Regions from separate parts of the Homo sapiens genome. Here region 2 is linked to region 1. The links are chromatin contacts, found by Hi-C in ENCODE. All regions are on one chromosome and are shown on one strand. Each heading gives the region's core, a stretch centred on a gene start or an enhancer-like site at or near the end of the contact. The rest is flanking DNA. Distances are from core to core; before and after follow the strand shown. Region 1 overlaps MTCL1 (microtubule crosslinking factor 1). Region 2 has its middle 48 kb from the start of NDUFV2.

Evidence for each region. Hi-C counts contacts between places; a loop is a spot of excess contacts on that map. Pooled maps may share reads with other maps.
Region 2: a loop to region 1 is called in a map of mammary epithelial cell, with 2.4 times the contacts of the local background. The contact joins two enhancer-like sites. A Hi-C loop is called at or near these places in 3 of 168 maps with a recorded cell type or tissue (IMR-90, aorta and mammary epithelial cell) and 4 of 50 pooled maps.

The regions. Positions count from the first base shown.
Region 1 is chr18:8,797,794-8,802,613 of GRCh38, forward strand. MTCL1 (microtubule crosslinking factor 1) reads left to right here. Exons shown (of 15, transcript NM_001395333.1): 9 at 304-498. Among named protein-coding and RNA genes, the nearest start is that of GACAT2, 93 kb to the left of the region's middle. RefSeq lists an enhancer at 2,385-3,584. Within about 2 kb of position 2,923, at least 15 of the 41 ENCODE cell types and tissues checked have a DNase peak (open chromatin) inside an H3K27ac peak, as active enhancers do; they include mammary epithelial cell, where a contact is called at or near this core.
Region 2 is chr18:9,052,655-9,057,474 of GRCh38, forward strand. No RefSeq gene overlaps it. Among named protein-coding and RNA genes, the nearest start is that of NDUFV2, 48 kb to the right of the region's middle. RefSeq lists a silencer at 2,816-2,925. Within about 2 kb of position 2,822, at least 3 of the 41 ENCODE cell types and tissues checked have a DNase peak (open chromatin) inside an H3K27ac peak, as active enhancers do; they include mammary epithelial cell, where a contact is called at or near this core.

The DNA of each region.
Region 1 (4,820 bases), core at 1,673-4,172:
ACTCTGGAGTTCCTCCTCCTTTAACTTATAAAACCATAGCTATTAGCAATACTAATTTAAAAGCAGTAGAATTAAAATTTCTCCCTAATGTCTTCTAATAAGCTGAGCATCCACCCTGTGGTCTTTAAATGCAGCAAGTGCCAATGAGTGAGATGGCCAAAATGAGCATTTTAGGGGTAAGGACTGAGAAGTATAGGCGTTGATAATCCATAAAGTAGATGGTTATCCTCAGACAGTGAAAATCAGGCTGTACAGCAAAAGAATTTGGCTGAAGCTGTGATCGTCACCTCCTGCCTGTTTCAGGGTGAACATCCAGAGACCCTCTCCAGGCTCGGGGAGCTTGGAGTCCAGGGGGGTCACCAGGCGGATGGCCCAGACCACGACAGTGACCGAGGCTGTGGCTTTCCAGTGGGGGAGCACTCCCCACACTCCCGGGTGCAGATTGGAGATCACAGCTTGCGGCTGCAGACCGCGGACAGGGGACAGCCCCACAAACAGGTGGGTACCTCGACCCGAGCCTGTCGCCCTGCCCACACCAGGGAGAGGAGGCTCCTAAGCTGCATTTGGGTCGTTTTGTTTCCAGTGTTGGCATTCAGGTAGCAGAAAATTCCACCGCCTGACTGCGGTCACCTGTTGTCATTTGTGATGCTGGGTTTTTCCTAGAAATCACCTCATCAAACCTTTTCCATCTTAATGTCAGCCCACTCTTTCATTTGAGTTGCCATATAAATAAGGACTGTAGTAAGGGCAGATCAATGCTGCGTGTCGCTGCTGGGGCCAGTGAATTGACCTCAGAGGGTCTGCCATTGGCAACATCATTCGTTTGGCAGCATAACGTACAAGGAGCAAAGGACACGTTTTAAAAAAAATCCCCCAACATGGACAAAATATTTCAAGTTCTCTTTGGCCCACTTGAAACATAATGCTCCCAAATAAAAGTATTTGATGACACTTTGAAAAAAATTAATGTATAAAGAGAGGTGAGACTTCAGTGTTATTAAGTAGCTGTTATTGTTGCCAGAGACCACAGAAATAGACTCTACTTAATAAAGCAAAAGATGCTACTAATAACATCCAAACTGCTTGCATTTTTATACCAAAATGGCAGTGACGGAGGATTTGGAGTAAGGAGCTCCAGAGCAGGACCCTGTGTTAACGCTGTCTCGCTCTCAGGCTTCTGAGTCCCCTCTAACCCAACTTTATTATGTATTAATAATAATAAAGCTGCTCAGGGGGCTCCTGGAGTACAGCTGGATGCCCCTGCCCTAGGAAGCCTGCGTTCAGGGCTGAGGGCGCAGGGGCAGGTGGCCACGGGGATGCGGCAGTCATATGGGCGCGGCTCTAGCCTCTCAGCCACAGACACTCTGGGGCACTCCCTCTGCACTGGACGCCACAACTGCTGCTCCTCCCTGGCCCAGGCTCCCGAAGCCCAGAGCCTCTGGGAGCTCTAATGGGAGCACGCTGTCGCCAGAGCCCTGGCTCAGATCCAGATGAGGACAGGCGGCAACCTTCTGAGTGCAGGCTGAGGGGAATTTGGGTTCCCCCTGCTCCCTCTCTGTACAATCAGATTTTCACACCTAAACAGCTGTTTCCTATGTACACCTGTCCCCACTTCATTCTCCCTGAATAACATGACTCAAGGAGGAGATGATACTTGCAAAGGAACTTTTATTCACAGCCATCAGAAAGTATGCCATTATGCCAGTGTCCATGGGGAGAATTTAGGTCATGGAATGAGTTTTCCAGCAATAATCTAGTTAGAAATGAAAATGCTACTTTGCAAATAATGCTTTACAATCTACTAATTTTACTTTTTGAAAAGAAATGTTGTCATTCAATCCCATAAAGCATCTGTGCTTACCTCCCATAATATTGCCACTGATGGCCACTGTTCCCACCTCGCCACAAACCTGCTGCGTCTAAGAAAACGTGTTTCCCACGCATTCACGCAGATGCTCTGGACAAGGAGAAAACCTCGCACATCTGGTTTTCTAAACAACAGTCATAGAAAATGTTACTGTCAGGGTGGAAAATAACGTGAAGTCACTCAGCTGGAACCTTACATTCAGCATATTTTATTGTCATTTCCCTTTGCCTCCTGCTTCTTCCAACACTAGTTTTTAGCGATTACCCACGAAAGTGGAGATGGACCCGTGAGCTTCCACTGCGGGCCATGTGTGATAGAAGCACGTGGCGGGGTGGGGTCCAGACACTCAGACCCAGGTCTGCCAAGTGGGCCAGTGTTCACAGTAGTGAGTAAGGAGCTCACTAACGCATGCACAACCCTCTGTCTGTCCAAGGACGGAAGATGGACGAGCTCTACTGTAACGACAGCTGGTTCTCTGGGAGGGAACATTCCCGGTTAGAGGATTTGCCTCTCTGTGACTGGCATGAGTATTAGCCAGGCAGCTGGGATGCAAGAGCCAGGGTACGTGTCTCACAGAGCTGCACAGAGCCGGGCCGTTCCCGAAACGCCGAGCACCTCGCAAGGCGATTAGTAGCATGGGAAACCTAGCCAAGCCGTTTTCCCAAGGACAAGTTCTCAGTCACAGTATTCCTCAGGCCTTGGTCTTTGCTTTGTGACATATGGAACGTTCTCACAATTGAACTCAAGTAGATGGCAACATTTATCACGTCCACAGAGGTTTAAAAAAAACTGCATATACCGATCAACCTTGGGATGGCTCATAACAAATCATCAGGTTGGCAAACATTTGGCTCCGCAGACATTCCCTGTTTCCCTGTCTTCAGCCACGTGAGCTCGCAGTCATGACCTGGGCGCTTTAGAGCCACAGTGAATGCTTTCAGTTTCCCCAGCCATCCTGAAGAGCAGAGGCTGCGCACACGCAAGAGGGAATCTTACAGTTTTCCTTGAGCTCCAAGACTCACGCCACTGCGTTAAGCATTTGAGGCCAGCATTCCTAAGGCTGTTTATGCATTTCATGCTGATTAGTAATTCCTGGAATCCAGCTACTTCACACAAGGTGATTAATGGTGTGGGAATGATGGCCCTGGGGTGCCAACAGCTTGTTTTCCCTACTTGGATTAACTGATTTGAAAAGAAGTTACTTTTTCATTCAGGGATGTGACCTAATTATCATTTAGTAAAACAACTAAGTAAAAAAAAAAAAAAGTGTGAAGAACTTAATATAAAATTCATAGCAAGAGCTGAAGGAATTGTGTTTCATATTTAAGTCTTCACCTGCTACAGGCCACTGAAGAGCCTCATCCAGTCCAGCCTCAGGACTGAGTAGACTCCACTTCCCTGGACCTCTGCTCCTTGTCGGGGCTTCTGTGCTGCGTTAGGGCCTTCGGGGGCTGCCTGAGAAGTCAGCCTTTCTCCTGCAGACAGAGAGCCCTTGGCTCCCTGGGCTTCCGGGGCTGTGGCTCTCCCAGGCCCCAGCAGTCTTCCTTTCTGGCCATGCAGGCTGCCCACCTTTGCTTGCCCAAGATGAAAAACTTCCAGAAAGAGCACCCTTGCCAGAGGAGGCCTCACATCAGAACTGTGATCTGCCTGACTTTTTTTTTTTTTTTAATTAGAAAGTTATCTTGAGCCTAGATGGTATTTACATTTCAATTTTGTACGTCATACCGTGATTCATTCTTCAGTTTATCCTGCAACTGGGAGGCCTCCCCTATAAGGCGTGCTACTCTTTCTGTAAGAGGAACCAGACCAGAGCTTAGGATCTGAAGCGTTTTATCTTTGCCGTGTACTTGTGGTGGCAGTTGTTCTGTCACTCTTTAAGTAGCCCCTGCGTGAGGTAAAAATTCACATGTGCAGATGGGTGCTTGATGAAAGGACTCTCCTTGCCCCATCCTACCTCCCAGAGTTAACCATGGCCTGCAGTTTGCCACAGGCCTTCCAAAGTGCGTAACTAAGCCTGGGACCTCACAAATAAGTCTCTTCCCTAATGGCCACCTGATTTTCATCAGACTTGCCCTGGTTTCCTAAGCCTTTGGGCTGATAACTGTGTTTACAGCTTGTTAAATATGTGCCTCATTTATTCTTTCCCGGATCCACATTCATTCTTGGGAAGCTCTCAGTGGCATTTGTGGAGACCACAGCCCAGAGCCCTCCTGGACAGGATCACCGGGCAGACTCTTGGCCAGAGGGCAGAGGACTTCTGTGTGTAAATGACTCTAATTCCCATGATATTAATAGATTATATTTTCAGGGTCTGTCTTGAGTGGCCCATTCTCTGTAGGGGATAATGGTTTTTAGAAAAGAACTTTTCTGGATGTAACAATGAAGGTTACATTGAGGAGAACGACAAATGGCTCATTTATAAAAATGCTGCTGGCTGTGTGAATGTATCAATTCTAGCTAATCTCACAGTAAAGAATTTGTCCAGGGACTCCTGCTGGTGGAGGAGTTGCCTGTGTTGAATGCTAAGTGAGGTCTCAAAAAGGAGCTGTGCGTGCCTTGTGGGGGTCTGGGCAGCTACCACATCATTCTGGAATTCTCCTGCCTCTGTCAAGGAGCCTGAATAAACGTGGATGCTATCACCTCTATTTTGTGACTGGCGTTTTGTGGGTTAACCCATAGCAGCAGGTCAATATGTCTGTTCCAGCTTTAGATTAATCCTATCTCCAAAGTTAGTGGCTGTGATGCAAGCAAAGTAGTCGGTGGTGGTTTAGCTCTTTTGTGGAGCTGTGATTTCACCTGCTGAAATCTTAGAAATCTTAGGCAAGAACAATTTTGAAAATTAGCCAGCATTGCATCACAGATACCTTGATACGTTACCTTATCTACAAACTTCCATTTCACTTTCTATTAGTAATACTTATAAATAGACTTGGATATTAGACTTGGATAGACA
Region 2 (4,820 bases), core at 1,572-4,071, 250 kb after region 1:
ACAACAAGGGGAAGCACAGCAGTAGGGGCTGGGAGAAGGAGGGACTGGAAGACCAGGAAAATTGGGATTTTGGATGGCAGTGGCAGAATATGGTGAAACATGGTGGGCTTCATATCCACAAGTTAGTAATAAAAGGGGTAGAGCGATGACCTGTGACTATGCAAACTAGGGCCCCAGTGAATGTTTTGGGTCTAAATGACCTTGAAAGTCTACCACCTTCACTAGCTTTAGCTCAGGGTTGGGAATGGAATATGGAACAATGCCATATTATCTTATACCTGAGAAGCTCATTCCCTGGCTGTAAGGGAAGGAGAATTCATTCACTCTGAAAGCCTTCACCTTTTAATGGAACTAATAACTGCCATGGCAAAATGGAGAGCTGAGGCTTCTGAAGAATACTAAATGTCCCTACAATGTCTTAATGAACAAAGAGAAATATCCACGGTAACTCACAGCCACAGGATGGAAGATCTCCTAGTACTGGGATTCCCAACAGTTCTGACATAATTCTTTGCTGCCCTCACCATTTTTAGATACATTCTTGTTTGTCCACTCCCCCTTTTTCTCTGCTGAGTTAACATCTCAACAGTAAAGGTCCCTCATATTCTCCAAACATCAGGAGAAAAAAACATCCTTTCAATGTACTTTTCCTCTTCTTTTTCAGCAGGGAAACTGGTGCTATAGCTGCCCAACAGGTTCTTCTCACTTGCTGCCCAGATAAAACCAATGTATCAAGACAAGGGAATTGCAATAGAGAAAGGGTTCAAGATACATAGGGCCAGCTAAACAGGAGAGCAGAATTTTATTATTATTCAAATCAGCCTCTCCAAACATTCAGAGGCTAGGGTTTTTTCAAGATAGTTTGGTGGGCAGGGGGCTAGGGAATGGGTGCTGCTGATGGTTGGGGATGCAATCATAGGGATGTGGAAAATGGTCCTCATGCCCTGAGTCTGCTTCTGGGTGGGGGCCACAGGACCCATTGAGTCATAAGTCCAAATGGAGTCATCTTGGTCATCAGAAAAGCTAAAGTCTGAAAAGATATCTCCAAAGGCCAATATTAGGTTCTACAATAGTAGAGGTTATTTATAGGAGTAATTGGAGAAGTTACAAATCTTGTGACCACCAGAACAATGACTGGTTATTCTTTAACTATACCTACATCTTTGCAGAACTCAGATTCTTCTCATAACCCTAACCTTGTGGCCTTTCATTAGTTTTACTAAGGCAGTTTAATTTGGGGAGGGATATTATCATCCTTGCTTTAAGGATAGATTTCTCCCAAAGTTAGCTTGGCCCACACCCAGGAATGGAGGTTACAGGCAAGATGGAGTTGGTTAAGTCAGATCTCTTTCACTGCCATAGTATTCTCACTATTATAACTTTTGCAAAGGTGGTTTCAGAGATGTGCAATGGCATAATGGTTATGAACCCAGACTCCAGAGGCAGTCTGCTTGGATTTGAATCCTAGGATTTTCATCTAGCTGTGTGACCTCAGACAAGTGACTTAACGGCTCTGTGACTCCAAGTCTCCTGCTGTAAAATAGGGATGATAGCATCTTTTCTTGGTGATGCTGCGAGGAAAAGGAGTTAATATGTGTAAAGACATTTAGAAAGGCCCTGGCACACAGTAAATGTTAGTTACTGCTATAGAAGTTGCTGAATGAATGATTTCAACAATAGTCCATGTGGAACATGTAAACCAATTAAATATTTGTTCCTAAAGGAACAGAATATTTATAGACATATAGCCTATTTATTTTCTTCTATTGAGCAGCTGACAGTAATAGTGGATGTACATGTTTGTCTTCTTAATAGGAAAGAAGTAGGCTTAGGTTGACTGAGTGCCTACTGTTTGCTAGGCACAGTATAGATATCTTTTCACCTTATTCTCAAAACAAGCCTGAGAATTAGATATTTTATCCTCGTTTTTCTTAGGCAGAAACTTGCCCAAAGTTGCACATCTCGCTCCAAATCACAGTGCCTAGCAAGGTCTAGGCAGGAATTCAAGCCCATCTGACTACAACATACAATGTGTCAACACAGATGTCCACAACTTTGCTTTGTATGTAGCCACCTGAAAGAGAATGAATTAGAATAATTATTTTTGAGGGAGTTCAGTGCCATCAGGTGCCAAATTATTTATTTGCAATGCCAAATTGTATGGTTTTCTATTTAAACAGAGCTTTGGTCTAGGTGTAACTGTAATATTCTAGATAGAATATTACTTGTCTAGTGGCCTATCTCACAAGAAAATAAATAAATAAAATAAAAATATTGCTGGAATTTGAAGGATAAATCAATATAGATGCCTCAGAAAAGATGGGGTAGGGTGAGTGGAGTAATAATTTTGGGAAATGTAATGACCAGAAAATAAACTATCACTATTGCTGCATTTTGCTTTTGTCCAATATTCTCTTGGCATGTATGGACATGAACTACCATTCAGTGAAACTGACATGTTCTCTCTCCTTTGAGAAGGATCATGGAGGTTTCTGGTGCCATCGTTTTAAATGTTCCAAATAGAAGCAAACATCTACTGTTAGAAAAGTAAACCAAGTGAAGAAAAGAAAAGAAAATGACTTGCATTCTTTTGCATAGATATGGCTATATCAAGTAATTAGGGTTGTACTAAAGAGGTTGGGAATATATTTTATTTATTTGCTTATGTGACTTTTACTCATTATTTTCATTTTGTGGTGAGTAAAGGGAAAAATGTAGTAAGAACAAAATGACCTTTCCATTTTGTCCTAAAACCAAACAGGAAGAGGGAGTACTGCCATCTTTTGGTTACACAATATAATAATTTTAAATCGTTACACTTAACAACAGCCAGATGAATGCCAATATTAGTCATCACCAAATGAACAGAAACACTGACTTACCTGGCATGAGTTAGTTCCTTAGACTATTTCTTCATAATAGCTTTCTTCTGCAAAGTAATCACAGAGACTCCAAAATCTCATTTTTCTTTCAATTGTAGACAGAAAGAGAAAGTACTGGTGGGCTAAGTAGATTATCTTAAAGAGCACTGACAGTTCTAATATTTGTATTTAATGATTCTAAAGCATTCAGAGTAAACAAAGATAAAAGAGAACTTTTAATTACTAAAGTCAATTTCACAATTGCCCCAGGGGTGAAGAACTTGAGTGCAAGGCTGAACTTCCTTAGACCAAGGAAACACTATGGCAAAGCCTGCCAGGTATCCACTACAGGGCTTCATCTACACCAAGCAAGACAAAAAGTACAGCAAAAACACAATTGGAGCATTCCTGGAATGTTCTTTCTTTTTCTTTTCTTTTTTTTTTTTTTTTTCTTGTGAGAACAGAGTCTTGCTGTGTCACCTAGACTGGAGTGCGGTGGCACAATCTCAGCTCACTGCAACCTCCCCTTCCTGGGATCAAGCAATTCTCCTGCCTCAGCCTCCTGAGTAGCTGGGTGTACAGTCACCCGCCACCACGCCCGGCTAATTTTCGTATTTTTGGTAGAGATAGGGTTTTGCCATGTTGGCCAGGCTGGTCTCGAACTCCTGACCTCAGGTCATCTGCCCGCCTCGGCCTCTCAAAGTGCTGGGATTACAGGCGTGAGCCTCTGCGCCCGGCTGATTTTTTTTTAAGGAAATATGGTACTACAATAGAAGGAAACTAAAGAAGTTTATCAGAGTGTACTATAGAGGGCCGCCTCTCAGTGAGCTGAGTTGGCTGCAGGGAGGCCATAGACACTGTTGTTACAAGACACGTTTTATTAACAGCCATCCTGAAGAAAAGACTTTGAATAGGTTGAGGGTATATATTTTAAAGAGGAAACATTAATTTGAAAAGGAGAAGAATCTGGAAAGGAAATATAATCCCCTCAAATCCTGTCTAGATCCAGAGAAGCAGCTATCCAAATGAGGTTTTTTTAAGGCTCATCAGGGTGGCAGAAAATAGAATATAAAGCCCCGAAGGGGATCTTAAGATATTTGGAATAAAAGGGAAATATGGAAGTGTCATGGCAGTTGAGTGAAAGGAAGTGAACTGAACTTGACATTTATTTGGATAATATCACTTTTCTATATGCGCAGTACTGATATGTTTTTAAAAATAAAAGCACGAAATTTTTGTTATTTGTTATTCTTATTAAGAAGATAAATAAGTAAACATTTTCATAGGGTACCAGAGAGGAGAGCGGGCGAAGGGAGGACCTGGTTTCTAGTCGTAGGTCTCCACTGACTAGCAGGCTGCCCTTATGCCACTTAGACTCCCTGAGTCTTGGTTTCCTCATCTACAAAGTAAGTTCGCTGGATGCCACCATAGCTTCTCAAGCTGAGTTCTGAGGACTCCTCCCCATCTATGAATTATTTTCAGAAGCTGATAGGTTCTCTGCTTTGAGAAGTATCAGACTCAGTCATTTCTAATGGCTTTGCTAGCTCGAAAATTCTAAGATATAAGATATATTTTTCTTCTCTAATTCCCTCAGGACCCAGAAGAGGAAGAAAAGTCAGCATACTTATTTTTTTCTTGTTTTCCTTCTCCCTGACATGCAATTATTCTATTGTTCTGAATTTCTAGAGCAGTGCTTTCCCACAGAAATACATTTAACTTAAAATTTTCCAGGCCAGGCGCAGTGGCTCATGCCTGTAACCCCAGCACTTTGGGAGGCCAGGGCAGGGGGATCACTCGAGGTCAGGAGTTCAAGACCAGCCTGGCCAACATGGCGAAACCCTGTCTCCACTAAAAATACAAAACTTAGCCAGCCGTGAGGGTGAGCATCTGTAGTCCCAGCTACTCAGGAAGCCAAGGCAGGAGAATCGCTCAAATCCAGGAGGTGGAGGTTGCAATGAA